Regions from separate parts of the Homo sapiens genome. Here region 2 is linked to region 1. The links are chromatin loops, found by intact Hi-C in ENCODE. Cell type or tissue: mammary epithelial cell. All regions are shown on one strand.

What was found. A loop is a pair of places that touch in the nucleus more often than their neighbours do. Peaks named below come from ENCODE experiments on the same cell type or tissue, not always from the same donor. Only the 100,000 strongest peaks of a DNase experiment are listed, where the experiment ranks them.
Region 2: it touches region 1 in a loop (9-fold over the local background); 7 of 110 quality-filtered maps call a loop at or near these places.

What each region holds. Positions count from the first base shown.
Region 1 is chr2:85,064,541-85,069,540 of GRCh38, forward strand. It overlaps LINC01964 (long intergenic non-protein coding RNA 1964), which reads right to left and starts at 2,807. Exons shown (of 2, transcript NR_146453.1): 1 at 243-2,807; 2 at 1-139. In mammary epithelial cell, a CTCF peak has its summit at 2,435 (motif pointing right); no DNase peak of the experiment used is centred here.
Region 2 is chr2:84,923,279-84,928,278 of GRCh38, forward strand. No RefSeq gene overlaps it. Among named protein-coding and RNA genes, the nearest start is that of TMSB10, 20 kb to the left of the region's middle. RefSeq lists enhancers at 1,801-1,850, 2,785-3,446, 3,198-3,247, 3,888-3,937. In mammary epithelial cell, CTCF peaks have their summits at 2,687 (motif pointing right) and 3,917 (motif pointing left); DNase peaks (open chromatin) are centred at 1,003, 2,343, 2,673 and 3,913; H3K4me3 peaks cover 1,182 bases; H3K27ac peaks cover 4,125 bases.

The DNA.
Region 1 (5,000 bases):
CATGGACACAGAAAGTGGATTAGTGGTTGCCAGGGGTTGGGCAAGGAGAGAGTGGGGAGTGGCAGCTCGTGTGCACTGGGTTTCTTTCTGGAGTGTTGAAGAGGTTCTCGAATTAGATAATGGCGACGGTTGCATAACTCTGTGAAGATATGAAAAGCCACTAATTTGTACACTTCGAAATGGTTAAAATGGTGAATTTTATGTAAAGTTTATCTCAAAAAAAAAAAAAAAGTCAAACATACCTGCGGTAGGTATTCTTAACATCCCCATTTTACTGATGATAAAAGTGCGTGTCAGGGACCAGCTCTGCCAGGTGCCCAGCAACCCTGCACATCTCCACCGGGCTCGACGGCAACCTGACCTGCGTCTTGGTGGAACACCCTGCAACTCCTCATGGAGCAAGGGGCGTTAAGTGGCCCTGTGCATCGCTGCCGTGAGTGGTCTCACCTGCCTCCCCACCCTTTTGGAACTGCTGCAAGGCCATTTCTCATCGATCTTCCTAGTTTCTGTTGAGCGCAGCGCTTTCCTCCTCTCTCCCCACTCCCACAAGTTACGTCTGCAGGTGCCTGCTAAGTCTGTAGAGTGCTCGGTTGCAGTTGAGAGCTGGCTGCTGCACAGCAGGGCAACCCACTGTCCATGCCATCTGGTGTCCCAACCTTCCAGCCTTGTGTCCTCCTGTGGGACGAGGGACACAAGGAGCGACATGTCATGCTGATTTAGCTTTTGCTGTCTGCGTATGTAACAACCTGTCCAAATCCATGTGGCTCAATGTCTCCCTACAGACAAATCTATGGAAGTGTGGCTGGCCAGCCCCACAGCTGCAGGGGTAATCTCTACGGCCCCGTTAGCCCCTGCTGCTTTGGGAATGCTTGATGCTGAGATGAAATAAATGTTCCTGGGGCCCACCACTGCTGGAGGCAGGATCCCATCCCAGCTGGTCTGACTCAATTCAGACACAGTAAAAGCCATCTGGCAGGTTATCTGATATGACAGTAAATTAAAATGAAGACAGTTCTAGAAAAGACGAGATTTGTTCTAAAGTTTTTCTTTCTGATCTCTTCAAAATTTCTGCCTTATCTTTACTACAACAATTCAGAGAAGTCAAGGAACTCCAAAGCCTCTCTTAGGGGCATTTAGACAGTCATCTTTGGGGAAATATGGGGCTAGGACACGTAAAGTCACTCGATGACTTTTAGAAATATTAGCCTGTGACCACATATACATTTCTTCAGGATTAGAAATTAAACTGGCAGTCTTTACACTATAGTTAAACATTGTCTCCAAAATTGCCCCTGCAGTTTCCAAAAGTTGAAAGCCCTCACCCATTAGGGACATTTGAGTCATGGCACCTTACCTAGGCCTTCTTCAACCACAACCCTGATCTTCCAGCTGCCTCTTCTGTCCTCAAGACAGAAGCTCGCCTAATCCTTGGAACAAGAGGCAGCAGATCCTGAGAAGTTTCTGCTTGTGTTTGTCGGCAAGGAGATGGCTTCAGCAGTGGTAGGGGCGTAGGCAGGGGCAGGGCTGCCCCCTTAGTCTGTGAGGCTGGTGATCGGCCACAGTGAATTGGCTCCATATCCACGAAGAGGCAAGGAGGCTCTGCTCTAGTGACCCAGGTCCAAACCTGGGAAGCTCCAGATCTGGGACAAGCTCCAGATCAGGCCCAGGCTAGCCGTGTGACGTTGGAGCAGCTGCTTAACTCTGAGCCTGCCCCTCCTGCTGCACAAGTCCCTGCTGGCTGTGTGGATGAGCAGAAATAATGTCCATGAAGGCATCACAAGGTCTCAAATGGAAGGCTCCAACAACTGGTTCAGTGAAAAAAAGGTTTGGAGAAAATACACATTTCCATGACCCCAACTGTGGAGAAATCTTTCTGTCCTTCTAGCTTTAAGAGTAGCAGAGCACTGTCTGGTGAGGAACTTTTCCTCCCGAACAGTCTCAAAATCGAAGCTCTGAGCACACTGAGCCAGGCCTTCCCTCATCTCTTCCTCTTCTGCACATTTGCTCAACTGTGATCTGAGTCAAGCCAGCAAGATCCAAGCTAGTCTAGCAAAGCATTTTCCAAGCAGCCTTGGAAAGGGGTTGGCCTCGTGAGGACACTGATTCCTAATATTTGCAGTTGGCTTTGCAGAGCTCTCATTACAGCGAAGGTGTGAGGGTGTCTGTTGCCACCCGCTTTTGAGAGAGAGGCACTGAGCACTACAACAGCACAGCTAATGTTTATTGGACCCTTCGTTCGATCCAGGAATTTAGATGGACTATTTTATTTAATTATTTCCATTAACCTGCTACCATTATCCCATTTTGGAAAGAACACAACGGAGGCCCAGGAGGGGTAAGGATTCTGTCCTGCAGTCCGAGGCCAGCAGGGCTGTGTTTCCCAGCACCGTGAGGGTCTTTACAGTTTGGGACCAAACAAGGGTGAAGTTCAGGACGGGGCCACGTGAGGGCGGTGGACTAACATGAAACAGAAAAGCAATCCGTTGCCCAAACGCCGGACAACTCCCAAAGGTCCTTGTTAACATCTATTTGATTTCTATTTATTTTCCAGGCAGCTGTGGGAATTGGGTAAAAGTGTGGTGTCTGGGGCCAGACTGCCTGGGGTCGATGCTGCCTCCATTATTTACCGACTGTGTAATCCCAGGAAAATTAGTTACCCTTCCTGTTTACCCTCCCTGAGCTTGCTTCTGCCTCTGTAAAGTGGCCCAGTTAGCAACCGGCAGGCCAGGACTCCAGAGCTACGGAGGACAAGTGGTGGCGCGATTATCGTAGCGAGCAGCACGGTGGGAGTGGCGCTAACGGTCAGTTCAGAAGACACTTCTGGAGATGGTTAATAGAACTTGGTATAAACAAACGGCGAAATACTTGCATTAGCCAACAGAGTGCTATTCAAATTGAACCATCAAAAGAAATCAAGGATGGGTGATGATGAAGCTGAGGATAGTTGCTCCAATAAAAAGTCGCTCTCCTTTGCCCAGTTTCTACACTGGGTCAGTTTTTGAACCCAGAACCCACTGATTGAAGCAGCGCCTGCAACTCCAGCAGGAAGAATCCTGCGACACGTGGCAATTGAACATGTAATGACTCCTTCAGGCCTTCCCTCAAAGGGACCTAAGACTATTTACTTGGGTAATTGAGCACTGGGGAAAAAAAATACTAAACATCTTGAGGACAATTAGACACAGACTTATAGTAGATATGAATAACCTTAGATCCCAAGTGTAATCATGGCCCCTGTTAGAATTAGGCACATACAGGCTGGGCACAGTGGCGCATACCTATAATCTCAGCACTTTGAGAGATTAAGAGGGGAGGATCACTTGAGGCCAGGAGTTGGAGACCAGCCCGGGCAGTATAGGAAGAACCTATCTCTACAAAAAATTTTAAAATTAGCCAGGTGTGGTGGTGCACGCCCGCAGTTCCAGCTACTCAGGAGGCGAGGCGGGAGGACCACTTAAACCCAGGAGTTCAAGGCTGCAGTGACCTATGATCATGTCAGGGTACTCCAGCCCAGCCTGGGCCACAGAGCAAGAAGCTGTCTCTAAAAACAAAAAACAAAAAACAAAAAAACGGAATAAGAGCATATAGCGACTAGGTATAAATGGAGTTCTGGCTAAACTCCAGCTCAGAATATGTCCATTGAGCAGTGGGCATTTCCTCAGTTCCCAAATGTATATGAAATAGAGATTCTTGGTAGTTGGCCTAATCTCAACAGTTCTTTTCATTATAGCAGTTTGAATGGGTGTGTAGTGGTTCTCAATGTGGATTAAATTTGCTTTTCCAAATTGACTATATTGAGCATCTTTCATGTGCTTATAGTTATTTGTATATCCTCTTTGGTGAAATGTCTATTTTGTACATATTTTAATTGGGTTGGCAGTTTACCTTGTTACTGAATTGATTTCTTTTTTTATTTCCCTTGAGACAAGGTCTCGCTCTGTTGCCCAGACTGGAGTGCAGTGGCACGAACTCAGCTCACTGCAGCCTTGACATCCCAGCCTGGAGATATCCTTCCACCTCAGCCTCCCAAGTAGATGGGACTATAGGCACACACCACTGTCTCGCTCTGTCGCCCAGGCTGGAGTGCAGTGGGGCGATCTCAGCTCACTGCAACCTCCTTCTCCCAGGTTCAAGCGATTCTCATACCTCAGCCTCCTGAATAGCTGGGACTACAGGCGCGCACCACCACGCCTGGCTAATTTTTTGTGTATTTTTAGTAGAGACAGGGTTACATCATGTTTGCCAGGCTGGTCTTGAACTCCTAAAGCCCCCTATAATAGTGAATATGGCTCCTATTAATAAGACGTAGTGGAAGTGGGCTACAACATAGTATCTGTCATATAACACAATGTCTAATGATGAGTTGGCTAGTACAGTGCCGGTTAGGCCTCCTACCATAAAAAGGAAAATAAATCCTAGGGCTCACAGCATTGCGGGGGATCATTTGGTATTGCTGCCGTGAAGCATAGCAAGTCAGCTAAAAACTTTGATGCCTCAAATTATCCACCTGCCTTGGCCTCCCAAAGTGCTGGGATTACAGGCATGAGCCACTGCGCCTGGCCTAATTTTGTTCATTTTTTGTATGAACAAGGTCTCACTATGTTGCCCAGGCTGGTCTCAAACTCCTGGACTCAAGTGATCCTCCTGCCTCAGACTCCTGAAGTACTGGGATTACAGGTATGAGCCACTGTGACCAGTCAGGGTTGAATTCTTTATATATTCTGGATACAAGTCCTTATCACATATATACTGTGCAAATAATTTTTCCCAGTCTGTGGCTTAGCTTTTCATTTTCTTTCTTTCTTTCTTTTTTTCTTTTTCTTTTTTTTTTTTTAGATGGAGTCTCTCTCTGTTGCCCAGGCTGGTGTGCAGTGGCAAGATCTCAACTCACTGCAACCTCTGCCTCCCGGGTTTAAGCAATTCTGCCTCAGCCTCCCGAGTAGTTGGGACTACAGGCGCGTGCCACCACGCCCAGCTAATTTTTTGTATTTTTACTAAAG
Region 2 (5,000 bases), 140 kb before region 1:
TTTATGAAAGAAGGTAAAAAGAAACTAGTAAATAGGTGAAAGAGATGTAAAGAGAGTCACAGATGTAAAGATGTATTTTTGGTAACAAAGATTAAGAAGAAAAGAGAATAATTTTGTATGAGAAATAATCTTATGTGGTAAATTTTTGTCCTACAGTAAAATGACTGTTTATTTAAGAAAGAGGGAAATTTATGACAAAACAAAAAGTTCAAGCATGTTGTAAATTGTCTGTGTAAATCATGATAAGGTTCATAAAAAGAAAAGCTATAAAAAATTTTGTGTATGATTAACTTGGCTATAATTAAAAGGAAATAATTTATAATAGTCATGATAAATGTGCTTAACTGCACAAGCAGCCAAAGGGCACAGGAACCACTCTGATTATTCTGTATAGAATTCATTTCCTAGGCCGGGCGCTGTGGCTCACGCCTGTAATCCCAGCACTTTGGGAGGCCGAGGTGGGAGGACCACGAGGTCAGGAGATCAAGACCATCCTGGCCAACATGGTGAAACCCCGTTTCAACTAAAAATACAAAAATTAGCCAGGCATGGTGGTGTGCGCCCGTAGTCTCAGCTACTTGGGAGGCTGAGGCAGGAGAATCACTTGAACCTGGGAGGTGGAGGTTGTGGTAAGCCAAGATCGCACCACTGCACTCTGGGCGACAGAGTGAGACTCCGTCTCAAAAAAAAAAAAAAAAAAGCAGCTGGGTGTGGTAACACACACCTGCAATCCCAGCTACTCAGGAGGCTGAGGCAGGGGAGTCACTTGAACCTGGGAGGCAGGAGTTACAGTGAGCCAAGATCAAGCCACTGCACTCCAGGCCTGGGCAATAGAGTGAGACCCTGTCTAAAAAAAAAAAAAAAAAGAAATTCAATCTGGTCCTGCACCCCACTATTAACTATATCTACCACATCAGTGCTCCTACAGGGGAGGCTACTTCCCTGAACACAGAGAGTGGGTGAGAGTCTCAGGTCCTTGAGGAAACTGCAGGCTTCTGGCTCCTCCCAGTCCTGGGGAGTTTCCCAAACCTCTCTCCCTTTGTCTTGACACTTCCTCTCATTCTCTTCCCCTGGGGTCAACCCACGTAATCCCGGTGCAGCCCATTCCTTCCTGGATTAGCCCACTAAAATGCTAAAACCCATCAGAGTTTCCTTACCACCAACACTGCTCGTGAACAAACCTGTCACCAGGACCTGAACTGTACCAAGGGATGCTTTTCCCCACTATAATCTTCATCAACCTCTTAAATAAAATAAGCACTTATAATATCCTCATATAAACATGAATAAAGGCATCTCTGGAAATGTTTCTGTTTTAATTAAGCTGCAAACGCTTCATCCTTACAAGGCATATAGAGTTTCAAGGCAAACCCATAGTTGCCCCCCACATCCCCAGACCACCCCCTCCTGACTGAAGCAGAAAAATAGGGTCTGGAGGCAGGGAACCTAAGGCCGATTCACGCTGACTTTCTAGAACTAAATCAAAAGGAAAACCCCAACTTTCCACACCTAAGTAACAAAAGGACTGGAGGCTACTCCCTTTGCAAACCCCACCCCCCTTTTCTGTGGGGCCGACGGAAAATTGAAAGTATCTCTGATTGGTTGATTTCTGCAACCAGATATTTGCATAGGAGTGTAACTTTGTAACTTCACTTCAGCCTCTGATTGGTTGCTTTCCACAACCAATCAGACACTTACAAAGGTGTAAGTTACTTTGTAACTTCACTTCAGCCTCTGATTGGTTAATTTCTGCAACCAATCAGACTGATAGTGGGCCACTATTTCTTTTACTTAGAGTGTACACCAAGTCGCCAGTGGGAAACCTCTAGAGGGTATTTAAACCCCAGAAAATCCTATGCTTGGTCTGTTCGCACCCTGTGGAGTGTACTCTCGTTTTCAATAAATTTTTGCTTTTGTTGCTTCATTCCTTCCTTGCTTTGTTTGTGCATTTTGTCCAATCCTTTGTTCAAACTGCCAAGAACCTGGACACCCTCCACCCATAACATAACCAGATTGCTGCCTTTGAGCCTCTTCTTTTTTAGAAATTCTAAAGGCGCTACTGAGAATATGATGCATGTCCCTTCAGCCACTAGCTGTTCCCATCTCTTCTGGGAGATGTTCAGCGCTGGGTCCTCTCCACCTGCCCACAGGTTTAGGGAGCCGAGGGAGCCTTCCAGAGCCTCTAAGTCACCTCTCTAGGAGGCTGTCTGCCTGGCCCACACACAGGCAGGCCCCATTCTTGGCCTCCCCAAGCCAAGAGGGCACAGACTGATGATCCAGGGCAGGTCTAGGCAAGTGGGGCATGCAGGGATGTTGTATTAAAGCTTAAGCATCATGAGAGGATCTGATGACTCAGGGAGCAATTTCTTGAGCCCATATTGTCCACCTGGGAAGAAATTGTGGCTGAGGAGTATTCAGGAGCAGCTATGGGGGAGAGAGGGGCAGAAATACACCTCAAGGTAGGCCTCTACTGGGTTCAGGAGGTCCCGGGGCTAGGCAGAGAAAGGCAAGCTTGAGACCCAACAGCGCCACCCACCATGCATAAATCGGTTCCCTAGTCATCAATTCGCTTATGAATACGGAGGCCCCGGAAAGGTGAAGGGTGCCTTCTGGTGGCCAGCTGTGGAGGTGGCCTCGGAGAAGGGTGACCCGAGTGACAAGTTGCAGTGAGCGCTGGCTGCGTGCCCAGCCGCGTTGCACAACTCCCGGGCCACCAGGGGGCGCCATTCTCACACATTCCAGAGCAAACGGTGCTCCTTGGAGTTGAGCGGCGCGACGGTCCTGCAGCAGCTAGCCTGGGATGTACCCACAGCTCACCGGGGAGTCCGGGCCACACGTCAGCTGGATCTTGAATGAGATGAAGACGGGGAGAAAGGGCCTTCCGGACAAAGGGCTTACGCCCTGGATAAAGGGCGTGGAGGGGCGTGGCACGTTCAGTCTGGACACAGCATAAAGTGCATTGGAGAGAGGCGGGAGACAGGATGGAAAGGAGGGTGGGAAGAGCTATGAAGCTCCCCAGGGCCTTGCTAACGCGTTTGGACTTTATCCCGCGCCAGACTTTTTAAAGGTGGTAAGTAGTTTACAGATGTGCGTTTTGAGGCCAGCACATTTTGTTGTTGTCGTTTGTTTGTTTGTTTTTCTTTGAGACGGGGTCTCACTCCCAGGCTGGAGTGCAATAACGTGATCTCAGCTCACTGCAACCTCCGCCTCCCAGGTTCAAGCGATTCCCCTGCCTCAACCTGTCGAATAGCTGGGGCTACAGGCGCCCACCACCACGCCTGGCTAATTTTTGTATTTTTAGTGGAGACGGGGTTTCACCACGTTGGCCAGGCTGGTCTCGAACTCCTGACTTCAGGTGATCCTCCCGCCAAGGCCTCCCAAAATCCTGGGATTACGGCCATCGTGCCGGGCCAGCAGCACAGCGTCTTAAGCAATTTTGGATATGAATACCTTCGAGACGAGCTTGCGCTCCCACAGACCCCACCACTCCTACAGTCTGTAATTACCCCCAGCTGCACCCATATGCGTAGCTTCCCTGGTCCAGAGGGACGTGCGTGTGTGACCCTGCAGGATAGTGGGGTGGCCCTGCATGGCATGGCTGCCAGTGCTAAGAGGGGTGTGCCGCCAGCCTCTGATCCCTCTCACCGGCGGGCCCCCCATCATCATCACTATATGATGACCTGAGGCGTCCAGGCTCCCGAGGAAAGCCTGCCGCCCTGGTTCCTACAAGGGACGCCTAAACACAGAGTCCTAAACACAGAGTCCTAAACACATGCAGGGTTGGAGGGAGACTGACGAACTCAACTACCAGCCTGCAGTCGGCAGCCATCAGCGGATTGCAGGTACCCCGCGTGCGTGTCTCGGCTACAGTGCGGAAGACAAGAGGCCTTAGGAAGTGGGAACGGGCGCCATCTGGTGGTCATCTCTGGAGTGACAGCAGAGAACTGGAACATATTTTATATTTTGTTTCCACTGCTCCATGACTTGACTAAAGCAGAAACAATTCGGAGAGTACTGTAGTATTAAATACCTAAGGGCCACACCAGGCCAGAAAGCAACAAAAAAGAAATGCTAAAAAGAAGTTCTTCAGAGAGGGATCCAAGAAGGAATAAGTGAAGGTAAAATGAAATCCTTTTTCTTATATTTAATTAATCTAATAGATAACTGATAAAAGTTCTAATAGCAACAATGTATTAGGCAATTGTAGCATATGTATAAGTGAACTGAATAACCGCAATGTTATAAAGGATGGGAAGGAGGAATTGTGAATGCATAAATGGTACCTGCACCACTTGTAACACTTGTGAAGTGCTGCAGCGTTATTTACAAGTGGAAGTAGCCAGACACAAAAGGGCAAATATTGTATGAGTCCATTTATATCGTTGCCTACAATAGCCCAAATTAGAGAGAGAGAAAGTAGTACAGAGTTTACAGGGACTAAGTCAAGGGAAAAATGGGGAGTTGTTATTTAATGGGTAGAGTTTCTGGGATGGTGAAAAAATCTACAGACAAACAGTGTTTTTTTGTTTTGTTTTGTTTTGTTTTTTGAGATGGAGTCTCGCCCTGTCGCCCAGGCTGGAGTGCAGTGGCCGATCTCGGCTCACTGCAACCTCCACCTCCCCGGTTCAAGCAATTCTCCTGCCTCAGCCTCCCAAGTAGCTGGGACTACAGGCGCCCGCCACCACACCCCGCTAATTTTTGTATTTTTTAGTAGAGACAGGGTTTCACCATGTTTGCCAGGCTTGTCTCGAACTCCTGACTTTGTCATACGCCCACCTCGGCCTCCCAAAGTGCTGGGATTGCAGGTGTGAGCCACCGCACCTGGTCCAGCAGTGATGTTTATACAACATTGTGAGTGTACATGATGCCACTGAATTATACACTTAAATATTGTTAAAATTTGTCAGGCATGGCTGGGTGCAGTGGCTCACACCTGTATTCCCAGCACTTTGGGAGGCCAACGTGGGTGGATCACCTGAGGTCAGGAGTTCAAGACCAGC